4 separate regions of the Homo sapiens genome follow, and all the other regions are linked to region 3. A link is a contact called in ENCODE Hi-C data. All regions are on one chromosome and are shown on one strand. The core of a region is the stretch at or near the end of the contact, and the rest is flanking DNA. Distances in the headings are between cores, read along the strand shown. Region 1 has its middle 21 kb from the start of SEMA4D. Region 2 has its middle 100 kb from the start of LINC03062. Region 3 holds the start of SYK (spleen associated tyrosine kinase). Region 4 overlaps SEMA4D (semaphorin 4D).

Region 1 (2,700 bases), core at 139-2,638, 1.3 Mb before region 3:
TGATACTTCTATTGTAGGTTCTTTGAGAATGCACCAGACTGCTTTCCACAGTGGCCAAACTAATCTACATTCCTAACAGCAGTGTGTAAGCCTTTCCTTTTCTCCACAACCTCACCAGTATCTGTTATTTTCTGACTTTTTAATAATAACCATTGTGACTGGTGTGAGATGGTATCTCATTGTGGTTTTTGATATGCATTTTCTTAATGATTAGTGATATTGAGCATCTTTTCATACGCTTATGGGCCACATATGTGTCTTTAAGCCTTTTTTAGCCAGGCTTTTTTTTTTTTTTTTTTTTTTTTAACAAACAAAACATGTGCGTCCCAACATCTAAAACAAGCAAAGTAGATCATCTCCATGAACAGAAGGTTGGGGGCCTGGAGGCTGTCTCTTTGTCCTGGGCAGGAACAGCAGCCTACACACCTTGCAGGGCTGCTGTCTGTGGCCCCAGTGCCCTTGACACCCCAGAGGGGCTGCAGATGCATCACTATGATAACGGACTGTGTTCAAGGTGCTGAAGGCTCACTGATGTCCATCAAGGGCCTTTAGCCTCCATGCCTGTGGTCGGGTGCCTGGGAAGGAAATGTGAAGAGGGGCAGGGAGGGTAGGGGAGGTCAGAGACTGCCTCCATGCCATCCGGGTAAGGGCGCAACACACAGCACAGGCTTGGAGGAAGGAGAGATGGCTGTATCTTGGATCCTCTGCCTCCTGGGATACCAGCCCTCGGGATAGTATCTTTTTGCCCTTGACAGCAGAAAATGCTACCTGTTCCTGACAAGCACGTAGTTGATCTTTGCATATCTGCTGCTAGACCTTTGGAAAATGAGTGTGAATCTCAGCTTGAGGAGACTTCAAGAAAGCCTGGTGACCCCTGCCAGGAGGGTGACAGGTGAGGCCCTAGCACATCTGTCCTTAGTGCGAGGCACAGCCACTCTCCCACCCCTGATTGTCTGTACATGAGGGTGGGCCTGGAGCTGGGAGATGGTACAGCCCAGCACCTGAGTGAGACCTTTCACAGAGAGATCACTTCCTTTTTGTGCTTTGTTGAGTCTTGGCAAATCTTAACCCGATTCCTTTCTGGGGAGGGGGAAGGAAGGGGTCTCCAGATTGTCAGATGCACAGAAATAACTGAAAGCCCTTGGTGTTAAATGCAGCCTTGAGTCTGGTTTTGGAAAGAATTGGCCTTCTTGGAAACTGTAGCCTCAGGGATGCAGAGAAACTAGGCCAGAACAGGAACTTGGGCAGGGAGTGAGTTTTGTTCCCTTCACCAGATCTGGGAGGGCTCAACTGTGTGTCTGCAACAGGTCAAGAAGCAAACTCTAGAAGGCCCTGCCCTCCTGGACTAAAATCTTCACTTCTCACGAGCTGATGGTTCAGTCCTCATGCAGCCGGGGCATGTCCCAGGAAAGCCCCCAGGGTGGCATGAGAAGCAAAAGGAGGTTTTCAGACTGCTTTAACCAAGAGTACCAACCAACAAAGAGTACAACCAAATGGTGCCTGTGACTTCAAAGGCCAGGTCATCAAAGGCTGACAGCTCCCTCCTGCGGGGCTTGCTGAAGCCCTCATTCTTGGAGATCTGAGCCACCAAATAAGAAGCCTGAGCCTCCTCAGCCCACCATGCCATGGGAAGCCCAGGCTGCAGCAAAAGGCTACATGGAGAGGATCCATTCAACAACCCCGGGCTACCAGCTGGCAGCCAGCATCAGTGTCCATCCAGGTGGGTGAGTCACCGGATGGCTGGCCCAGTCAAGCCTTCTGATGACTCCAGCCCCACTGATATCTGACTATCACCACATGAAACACCCTATACAGCAACTCACACAGCTTAGTCCTCCTCACATTCCTGACCCTACAATTGTGAAATGTCATATGATACAATGGTGTTGTCTTAAGCTACTAGCTTGGGGTGATTTGCAGTGCATGCATAAGGCTGTGCCCATGCTCAGAGGTGTGCGCAGGCTCAGGAAAGACCTAAGAAGGCCCAGAGCTGTCACCTCTGGCTGACCTTGAGGCCCTGTGCCAGCAGGAAGTGAAGGCCAAAGCAGAGTTGGCAATTAACTGGCTGACTGAATGTTGAAGGCATGCCAGACACACATACACAGAGCCCTGTTGCAAAGATCAGGGGACATACTGGCTTCAGGCTGCATTAGTCAGGATTTTCCAGAGAAATAGAACCAATAGGATAGATAGATAGATAGATAGATAGATAGATAGATAGATAGATAGATAGATAGATATATGATGGATTGTTTCACCCAATTATGGAAGCTAAAAAGTTCCATGATCTACTTGTCTGCAAGCTGGAGAGCCAGCCAGTGGTGTAATTCCACAGCATCATTCAGTCCAAATCCAGAGGCCTGAGAACCCAGGGAGCCAGTGCTGTCAGTCCCACTCCAATTCCATAGCTCCAAAAACTGGGAGTGCTGATGTTCGCAGGCAGGAAGAAATAGATGTCTCAGCTCATGCAGAGGGAGCAAATTTACCCTTCCTCGCTTTTTTGTTCTATCTGGACAAAAATCACCGTCAGTGGATTAGATGGTGCCCACACACATTGATGAAGGCTTGTCTTAGTCTGTTTTGTGTTGCTATACAACAGAATACCTGCAATTGAGTAATTAATAAAGAACAGACATTTACTTTCTACCGTTCTGGAGACTGGGAGGTTCAGGATCAAGGGGCCCACCTCTGGTGAGGGTT
Region 2 (2,763 bases), core at 68-2,567, 1.1 Mb before region 3:
CATTATTTTTATTTTTATATTTATTTATTTATTTATTTGAGATGGAGAATTGCTCTACAAGGCTGGAGTGCAGTGGTGAGATCTCGGCTCACTGCAACTTCTGCCTCCCAGATTCAAGCGATTCTCCAGCCTCAGCCTCCCGAGTAGCTGGGACTACAAGTGCGTGCCACCACACCCAGCTAATTTTTCTATTTTTAGTAGAGATGAGGTATCACCATGTTGGCCAGGCTGGTCTCAAACTCCTGAACTCAGGTGATCTGCCCGCCTCGGCCTCCCAAAATGCTGGGATTACAGGCATGAGCCATTGCACCCAGCCTTGAAATGTCTTTAAAAATACCTTTACCTTTAGTCAGATACCTAAAGGATAAAAACTGTATGATTCCACTTATTTGAGGTAGCTAGTGTCCCAGCTACAATCAAATTCGTAGAAGCAGAAAGTAGGATGGTGGTTGCCAGGGGCTGGGGTTGGGGGCTGGGGAGTTGTCTAATGGGGATAGTTTCAGTTTTGCAAGATGCAAACGTTTTGAAGATGGAGGGTGGTGATGGTTGCACAACAGTGTGAATGTTCTTAATGCCACTGAACTGTACGCTGAACAACGAATTAAGACAGTAAATTTTATGTTGTGCATATTTTACTACAATAAAAACCAGCTAGGCTGCTGGCCAGCATGTCCATCAGCGCCGTGGGTGGTGGCTCCTGAGGGTGGGGTGCAGTCTCCCTCATCTACCCAACACCTGCAGGCACCTGGCCTGGGATACCTCATTCCTGGCCAGGTATCACATCATCCTCACATGTCTTTGGCCTTGGGAGCCTGGCTTGCCTGGTGACCAGGGGCTTTGCTGTGATCCTGATGGCTGCTGAGAAGGTCTCTCTCTTACCAAACCAGAAGAAAGACATCCTTTATGGCAAATAGCACCGTGAAAACAGCTGGGCCTACAAGGGTTGTGGCAGCAGCTTCTGCCTGAGAAACCGCGGCCGGGTCGTTGTGGCCTCAGGGAGTCCAGGCCTCTGCTTGCTTGGTGGGACTCAGTCCCAGCTGTGGGTTGCTATCACTGCAGCTGTCTGCTCTCATTTTGCATTTTTGTTCATCTGGAGCCCTCCCCACCTCACCTGCAGAGCCCAGGAGGTGGCACACTCTGGGAGGTCCCAGGCAGAAGAGCTGGCTTAGGGTGGTGGGTGCCCCATTGCCTGGGATTTGAGAACCTGCCCCTTTGGTTTTTATAATTAGATTTCTAACAGGATCCAAGTGAAACCACAACCCAAACCCTAAGCTGTGAACCCAGCAGCTTTTCTGAGCACACCCCTCCCCTTACACACATCACAGGCCTGGGACCGTGGCCTCCAGGCTCGGGGAGACTATAGACCTTTGTTTGCTTCCTTTCAGGGCTTGAGGCGGTTTTTCTTCCCCTCCCCAGTCTTGCAGATTCTTTTGAAAACCCCAGAGTCCCACTTTCAACTCCTTCTTCTGGTCTCTGATAAAAGGCATGCTAAGAATCACTTCTAACAGTTTCAGTGAGAGCTAAGAAAGCTGTCTGCAAAGACAGGACATCAAAGCACAGAGCTCAGGTGTGCTCTGGCTGGCCTGAGACAGCCCTGTGGCGGGAGGGAGCGTCTGCAGCCTCCAAACTGGCCCTGCTGCCCCCAGGGGTCCCAGACTTCCCTGGCTGCAGCCCCTGCCCTGGGCCTCCTGGCTACTGCCCGTCTGTACCTAGCCTTCTGGCAGGAGCCAGAGAGCTGACTGCCAGGAAAAGCCACAGCGAACCCTGCAAATTGCCCAGATACCTGGAGACAACATCTTAATTGCCCTGTGAAGAGCTGCCTGGCTGGAGAGTCCCTTTCTGTGGGTAGGCAAGGTTTGAACTTCAAAGAGGTTCTCGCCTGGTTCACAATGTTTACAGCAGCTCCAGGAGTGACAGAATAATTTTGGTGTCCTTGGAGAGAGTTGCCTGGCAGGGCTTCTATGTCTGCTGTGGTCTAAGAGCCTCAGGGGGACCACGATTTGTGGGACTCACCACAGACAGCCCTACTGTCCCGGGAATGCCGCCGGCTCTGCTTTTATGGTGTCTTTGACTCCAGCTCTAGGCTCTGGGCATCCACCATGGGGTGGGGCCAGGGTATGGGCTGGCCGGGGGCTAAGTTCACTGACCGTGGCCAGCCCGGTCCTGGGCATGTGAGGATCACCACCTATGTGTCTCATTCCAGAGTTTCATGGTTGGGGGCTCTGGTGGGGTGACAGGTGATTTATCAATTTATTTCCATCTTCTCGACTCTAGCCTCCTTGCAGGAAGGGGGTGGGTTTGGAATCATCCCCTCACTCCTCAGTCATCACCCAGGGCAGTCCCTTACATACCTCAGCTTAGGCCTGGCTGCTGAGAGTGTGTGTGATGGTGGATCATGCCTGCTGGAGAAATGCAGGCCTGGATCTTCCTGTTGCAGATGGATCCACTGTTCCAGTGTCACTACCTAGCCCATGCTTCACGGCATAAAGCAATGCCTATTTCCCTGGGCTCATGTGTTCTGTGAGTCAGGTGTTCAGGCAGGGCTGCTGGAAAGCTCACCCAGAGGGGTGACTCCATAGCTGGGGCATGCAAACACCTGGGTGTGTTCTATCTGCGGGCTCAGGGCTGGGCTGGAAGCTCTGCAAGGCTAGGCTTAGCTGGGCAGCTGCCTGGAGCACTTCTGTGTGGCTTGAGCTTCCTTACAGCATGGTGGCCTCAGGGCAGACTTCCTCTATGGAGGCCCAGCACTTCAGAATGGGTGTT
Region 3 (2,788 bases), core at 47-2,546:
TTTAGGAGTATGTGCCTTTAACAATAGCTGAGTCTTGGCCAATCCCAGTGGCCATACTTCAACCATTCATACACTGCTGAGTGTTCAAACTGTGTTCAAAGAAGGCAAAAGCCAACCTGTAACCAATCCAGTTGTTTCTCTGCCTTACCTCCAATTTCTGTATGTCACTTCCCTTTTTTTGTCTATAAATATGTTCTGACCATGAGGCATCCCTGGAGTCTCTGAATCCGCTGTGATTCTGGAAGCTGCCCCATTCGCAAATCATTCATTACTCAATTAAACTGCTTTAAATTTAATTCTGCTGAAGTTTTCTTTTAACAGGTTTAGAAAAAATAATGGCAAAAATGAATGAAAATCCAATAACCCTGGAAGCAGAAAAGGCTGGGGGCTCCAATAAGTGTAAATAGTCCCATCCCTATATTTTCTCCATGGCAATTACAATCCAGCACATTATATATATATTTTTTTGCTTCTCGCATTTTGGCTTAGGGTAAAGCTTTTTAAAACAGGCACTGCCAACCAGTGTTATCAAGAAGGTCTGGATGCCGTTTTGTGGGAACATTTTAAAGAGGAATGTCCAAAAGGAAAAGGGGGATGGGTTGGGAGAAGGGTATCAGGCGGGTATCTCAAAACCATTCTTAGGGCTATAGGTTTAATTTATTTGGTTGTGGACGTCAGAGCCGTCATGGTAAGAAGGAAGCAAAGCCTTTTGTAATAATTAAAGCCTTCAGAAGCAGCGTGCCCCATTGCCCACTAGTGCGCCGTGAAGTCTGGTGTTCACCTACAGGGTCCCTCTCAGCACTGCCCAGGCCTCCCGAGTGCTCCAGCACAGTAGCTTGGAGCTTGTTGGTTTGGTGACCAAGATACACTCCAGGGAATATGCCATGCAGTGGAGTCTCTTCCCCGGCACTGCATAGCAAAAGGAAAGGGCCGCTGGGTGTCTGTGGGTCCTGGGCAGTCACAGAAGCCACCGCGCTGGCGGGGAGGAGGGGGACCGATGCGGTCCATGTCCCGGGCAGCCCCACCTTCTCTGCCTGCGAAGGGCCCTTGTCCGGCGGGAGGAGAGAGGCGCGCCCCACCCGGGCTCCTCTACACCTGCCGCCGCCTGGGCCGATTCCGCGGGCCTCGCCCGGCGCTTCAGCCGATTCCCGCCCAGCTCCGGGCTCATGGGCGCGGTCAGCAGGGCGGGCCAGGGCGGCGGGGCGCGACACTGGGAGGAAGTGCGGGCCGCCTGCCCGGGCGCGTTAAGGAAGTTGCCCAAAATGAGGAAGAGCCGCGGGCCCGGCGGCTGAGGCCACCCCGGCGGCGGCTGGAGAGCGAGGAGGAGCGGGTGGCCCCGCGCTGCGCCCGCCCTCGCCTCACCTGGCGCAGGTAGGTGTGGCCGCGTCCCCTACCCGGCCGGGACTTTCTGGTAAGGAGAGGAGGTTACGGGGAACGACGCGCTGCTTTCATGCCCTTTCTTGTTCTACCTTCATCGGCCGAGGTAAAAGTGCTGAAACCATGTGAATAAAATACAGGTGGGTTCCGCCAGCTTCGCTCCTGAACCTACCCGCGCTCGGGATCCAGAAGCTGCGCCGGGAGAGAGGGGCTCAGGCCTGGGCGGAGGGGACGGAGGTCAGACCGTGCGGAAAGTGACCCGGGCACCCCAGGGCGCCCAGGCCCCCAGGGAGCGCGGAAAGTGCGGTCGCGGCCCGGCCCTCGGGAGACGCGGGATTGGGATCAGGCACAGCGCGAGGAAGTCGATCTTGGAGCTAGAACATTTTCCTTTGGCCATTTACACGAATCCACTGGAAAATGCCGCAGTGTTTATCAAAGTTACTCAAAGTAGAAATGTCCAGACGTCTTATGAGCTTAGACAAATCTTTTACTACAAAAAGAAACAGCAGTTGCATTCAAACAACAACCCTTCTGAACCACTACTAAAATTTAGCATAATTACTCTTGTGGATACATTTTCATTGTCAAGTAATTTACTTAGCCAATGAACTTGGAGAGCAAGAAAGTTTTATGTAGTAAAATGTAAATTTGAGTTAAGAGTTAAGGGTGTTTCTTTTTGTCTGTTTGTCTGTTTTTGGCAATGTGGCTCCAAAACCTTAAGCCCACCTAAAAACTATATAAATGCAATCCATTCTTTTGTTGGAATGTTCAAGGACTAGAAAGACAATTGGAGAAGTGAGAGTTTGAATCTTTTTTTACGTTGGAAACAGTGTTGCAAAATATTTTTTGAGTTTTGCCTGACTTAGCAAAGATTCAGTCGAACTCAAGTAGAGTTCAAAGCATTGCAGCGTGTAGTAAAAAAAAAAAAGAGTTGAAGATGTTGTGCCATATCTGATTCTTGGTATTAAAAATAAAAAAAGGAACCATTTAATCCCTAAGAGTTCCTGGAAGAAATGGAATTGATTCTACCATCTGACTTCTTTGTCTTAGTAGGGACAAATTCATTGCCTTCACACAGGCAGCATTTTAATTAAATGCAACTAAATACATTGATGTCCTCCTTCTCCCCAGTGAAAGTCCGAGCAGTGCATAGATAGAATTATATTTTCTCAAAAAGGCTTAAATACATGTAAATTATTAAGTGTTTTAAGTGAGAAATCTTTGTCAGTTGAAATTATTTTATCAAATCATTTTTGTTCTGAACGGCACTTTTGTTTTAACGTATTTAGAAAACTCTTGCATTAAAACAGAAATTGATTTGTATTATCCCCTGTATTTGAAGTGCACTTTAAAGTGTATTTGAATGAGAGATTATAATCAAATTACTTGATTTGTGTCTTATCCTCTTACT
Region 4 (2,700 bases), core at 1-2,500, 1.3 Mb before region 3:
TCTGTTCAGCAGGGCTACTTGGGGGCTTTTCATGATCAAGTCCCAGACTTGCTCTTTCTCATCCAGGTCATGACCAGCCCTTTTTCGCTGCTGCTTTTTCATTTTCGCAGCAGAGGTGGGGAGGTACAAAACTAATTAGCGTCAACCAGTCTCCAAAGTGTATTCACAACACAAGGTCTCTATGTTGTGTTTAAAGAACCAAATGGTGGGCCGGGCATGGTGGCTCACGCCTGTAATCCCAGCACTTTGGGAGGCTGAGGCGGGCATATCACGAGGTCAGGAGTTCAAGATCAGCCTGGCCAACATGGTGAAACCCCATCTCTACTAAAAATATAAAAATTAGCAGGGTGTGGCGGCGGGCACCTGTAATCCCAGCTACTTGGGAGGCTGAGGCAGGAGGCTTGCTTGAACCCAGGAGGTGGAGGTTGCGGTGAGCCGAGATTGCACCACTGCACTCCAGCCTGGGTGACAGAGCAAGACTCCGTCTCAGACAAAAAAAAAAAAAGAACCAAATCGTGCCAACTAGAGCCAAAGGCTTAACTTCAACCCTTGCAGTCATGGGGGCACTTTCTCCACTTTCCACCTTAGACACGTGCTTTTGGGGTTCTATGTGCTTTTCTTAAATTTCAGAATCAGAACACCAGTCAAAAATGGAGAGTGTGACTCACCTTCCCCCACCCCCAAGAAAACTGCCACAAAACCGCACTGTGAGCCTGTTTCTTCCTCTCTTCTCTCAGATGCACTACGCTCTCAGGGACCAAGGACACTTTGTTCTAATCATGTTGAAGATGTAAAACAAAAATACTTAATTGTAAATTGAATTATTTCACCAAGATGCTACCTGTGAGAAAAAAGGAATGGCTGGAAATCCTGCCTTCCGACCTGGGTTTCGGATGATTATAAACAGCTGGGGTGGGGCTGAGGACCTCAGGGGCAAGGCAGCCACAGTTGGGGGTGGGGGGCAACACATTACAAGTCCAGCAGCAGGGCGCAGCCAGGCTGCCTCTGGCCACCTCCCCAATGCCCAGGATCTGGACAGGAAAAGACAGGAGTTCATCAATAAGGAGAGACCCCTCAGATGTGGGGTGCAACACCCCAGCTAGGAAGGGCAGCAACAGGTCCTCTCCCTGCAAGATCATGGGAACAAAGAAGAGGACAGGGACACTGAGGACAGGGTTCAAAACCCACTGGTCTCCCCAGAGTGAAGCACCCCCAGGGGAAACTGACAGCAACTCAGGCAGTCACAGAGGTCAACCATCAGAGAGGTGAGTGCTAGACAAAAACCACATCCTCATTCTTTGGGTCCATTAGGAAATGGGCAGGGTTGCAGGGGTCCCCCGCCTCCTGGAGAGGGCTGGATAAGCCTGAGTTACCACGGGGTGTGGGGGGAGGGTGCGGAGAGCACCCCCAGGGCGAGGGTCCTGCTCTCTGCTCAGCCCACAGTGACATCTCTAATGCAAGCATATGCTGGCTCTAAATTATATTAGCTTGCTTGCTTTATTTGGATGCATCTCTGTTTTTGACACCATGTCCTCTCTATAGCTATAAACATCTCGCATGCTTTACAAAGCACTGAGCACACAATAATTAACCAATACTCACTGACCAACCTGTCAGGGGCAAAGAGGACCAGCCCAGGAAGGGGGCACATTTCCACATATCACCCAAGAGCCTCTCACGCTGGCTCAGACCCACAGACAAGACTGGGAAGATCCGCCCACAGAATGTTCCTCCTTGCCCTCCATGACCAGATTCTCACTTTAAAAAGAGCCCTTAGTCCGGTGCATCCCGCGGAGAACAGACAAGAGGGGCCTAAGTCCCCAGGAAACCAGCACCATCCATCCGGTGAGATTGCTGGCCACTCAGCCCAGGGGTGATGGCTGCTAACGGGTCACTTAAAAAAAATGACCATGCATTAAAAACATTATTAAATCATCACTCACAAGAGAACCAAGGAGGTGTCACAATCCCTTCAGAGGGGAAGTCAAAGAATCACAAAAAGACATGGAGTTGGCTGGGGGAATGGGGATGGATTGGGCCATGATGGATTGATAATTAGGGGGCTTCCTTTTGGGGTGCTGGAAATGTCTTGGAGCTAGAGGTTGCACAACATTGCAAATGTACTAACTGCCATGGAACTATTCACTTTAATATGATTAACTTTATGTTATGTGAATTTCACCTCAAGAAAAAAATAATACAGAGTAAAAGAATATTGACATGAATTTCCAACGGACACAATACCAGCCTTTTCCATGGGGAGTCAATTGTCTCTCCAGGAGGCTGAACCCATTTGCACGTCTAGGGACAAGGATTATTTGCATTGCCTTCGGATATCTATGACTTACAGAGCTGTACAAAGACAGGTGAGCCCTGGGTGGCCCCAGTGCTCCATTCAAAGGCTGCCTATGCCCAAGTCCAAGGTGGAATGAGGAGAAGATGGAGTCCACAGGTTTAGGAGGAAACCAGCTTTAGCCGATGGGAAGGTGATGCTGCAGAATAAGGTGTGTCTAGAGATGGTGTCAGGAGTGACTCCTGCATTTCTTGGAGGCAGGGGGGAAGGTGGGCTCACTGGAGCACTGGGGCTTGAGGAGATGGTCCACCATGTGACACAGTGAGAAGCCGAGGTGTCCAAGGCACCATGAAGGGGCAGGACCACACAGGGTGCACGCCAGGCAGTTTGCAGCCCTGGCCTGGCTA

Evidence for each region. Hi-C counts contacts between places; a loop is a spot of excess contacts on that map. Pooled maps may share reads with other maps.
Region 1: a loop to region 3 is called in a pooled map, with 2.7 times the contacts of the local background. The contact joins the enhancer-like site here to the promoter of SYK in region 3. A Hi-C loop is called at or near these places in 1 of 37 single-sample maps with no recorded cell type and 2 of 50 pooled maps.
Region 2: a loop to region 3 is called in a map of OCI-LY7, with 4 times the contacts of the local background. The contact joins the enhancer-like site here to the promoter of SYK in region 3. A Hi-C loop is called at or near these places in 1 of 168 maps with a recorded cell type or tissue (OCI-LY7), 2 of 37 single-sample maps with no recorded cell type and 2 of 50 pooled maps.
Region 4: a loop to region 3 is called in a pooled map, with 4 times the contacts of the local background. The contact joins the enhancer-like site here to the promoter of SYK in region 3. A Hi-C loop is called at or near these places in 2 of 37 single-sample maps with no recorded cell type and 3 of 50 pooled maps.

What each region holds. Positions count from the first base shown.
Region 1 is chr9:89,517,690-89,520,389 of GRCh38, forward strand. No RefSeq gene overlaps it. Among named protein-coding and RNA genes, the nearest start is that of SEMA4D, 21 kb to the left of the region's middle. Within about 2 kb of position 1,389, at least 9 of the 41 ENCODE cell types and tissues checked have a DNase peak (open chromatin) inside an H3K27ac peak, as active enhancers do.
Region 2 is chr9:89,742,319-89,745,081 of GRCh38, forward strand. No RefSeq gene overlaps it. Among named protein-coding and RNA genes, the nearest start is that of LINC03062, 100 kb to the left of the region's middle. RefSeq lists enhancers at 825-874, 1,475-1,534. Within about 2 kb of position 1,318, at least 6 of the 41 ENCODE cell types and tissues checked have a DNase peak (open chromatin) inside an H3K27ac peak, as active enhancers do; they include OCI-LY7, where a contact is called at or near this core.
Region 3 is chr9:90,800,523-90,803,310 of GRCh38, forward strand. It overlaps SYK (spleen associated tyrosine kinase), which reads left to right and starts at 1,297. Exons shown (of 14, transcript NM_003177.7): 1 at 1,297-1,371. RefSeq lists silencers at 1,046-1,255, 1,276-1,435.
Region 4 is chr9:89,463,446-89,466,145 of GRCh38, forward strand. All of the region lies in intron 1 of SEMA4D (semaphorin 4D), which reads right to left. Among named protein-coding and RNA genes, the nearest start is that of SEMA4D, 33 kb to the right of the region's middle. RefSeq lists a silencer at 372-441 and enhancers at 952-1,011, 2,200-2,700. Within about 2 kb of position 1,251, at least 8 of the 41 ENCODE cell types and tissues checked have a DNase peak (open chromatin) inside an H3K27ac peak, as active enhancers do.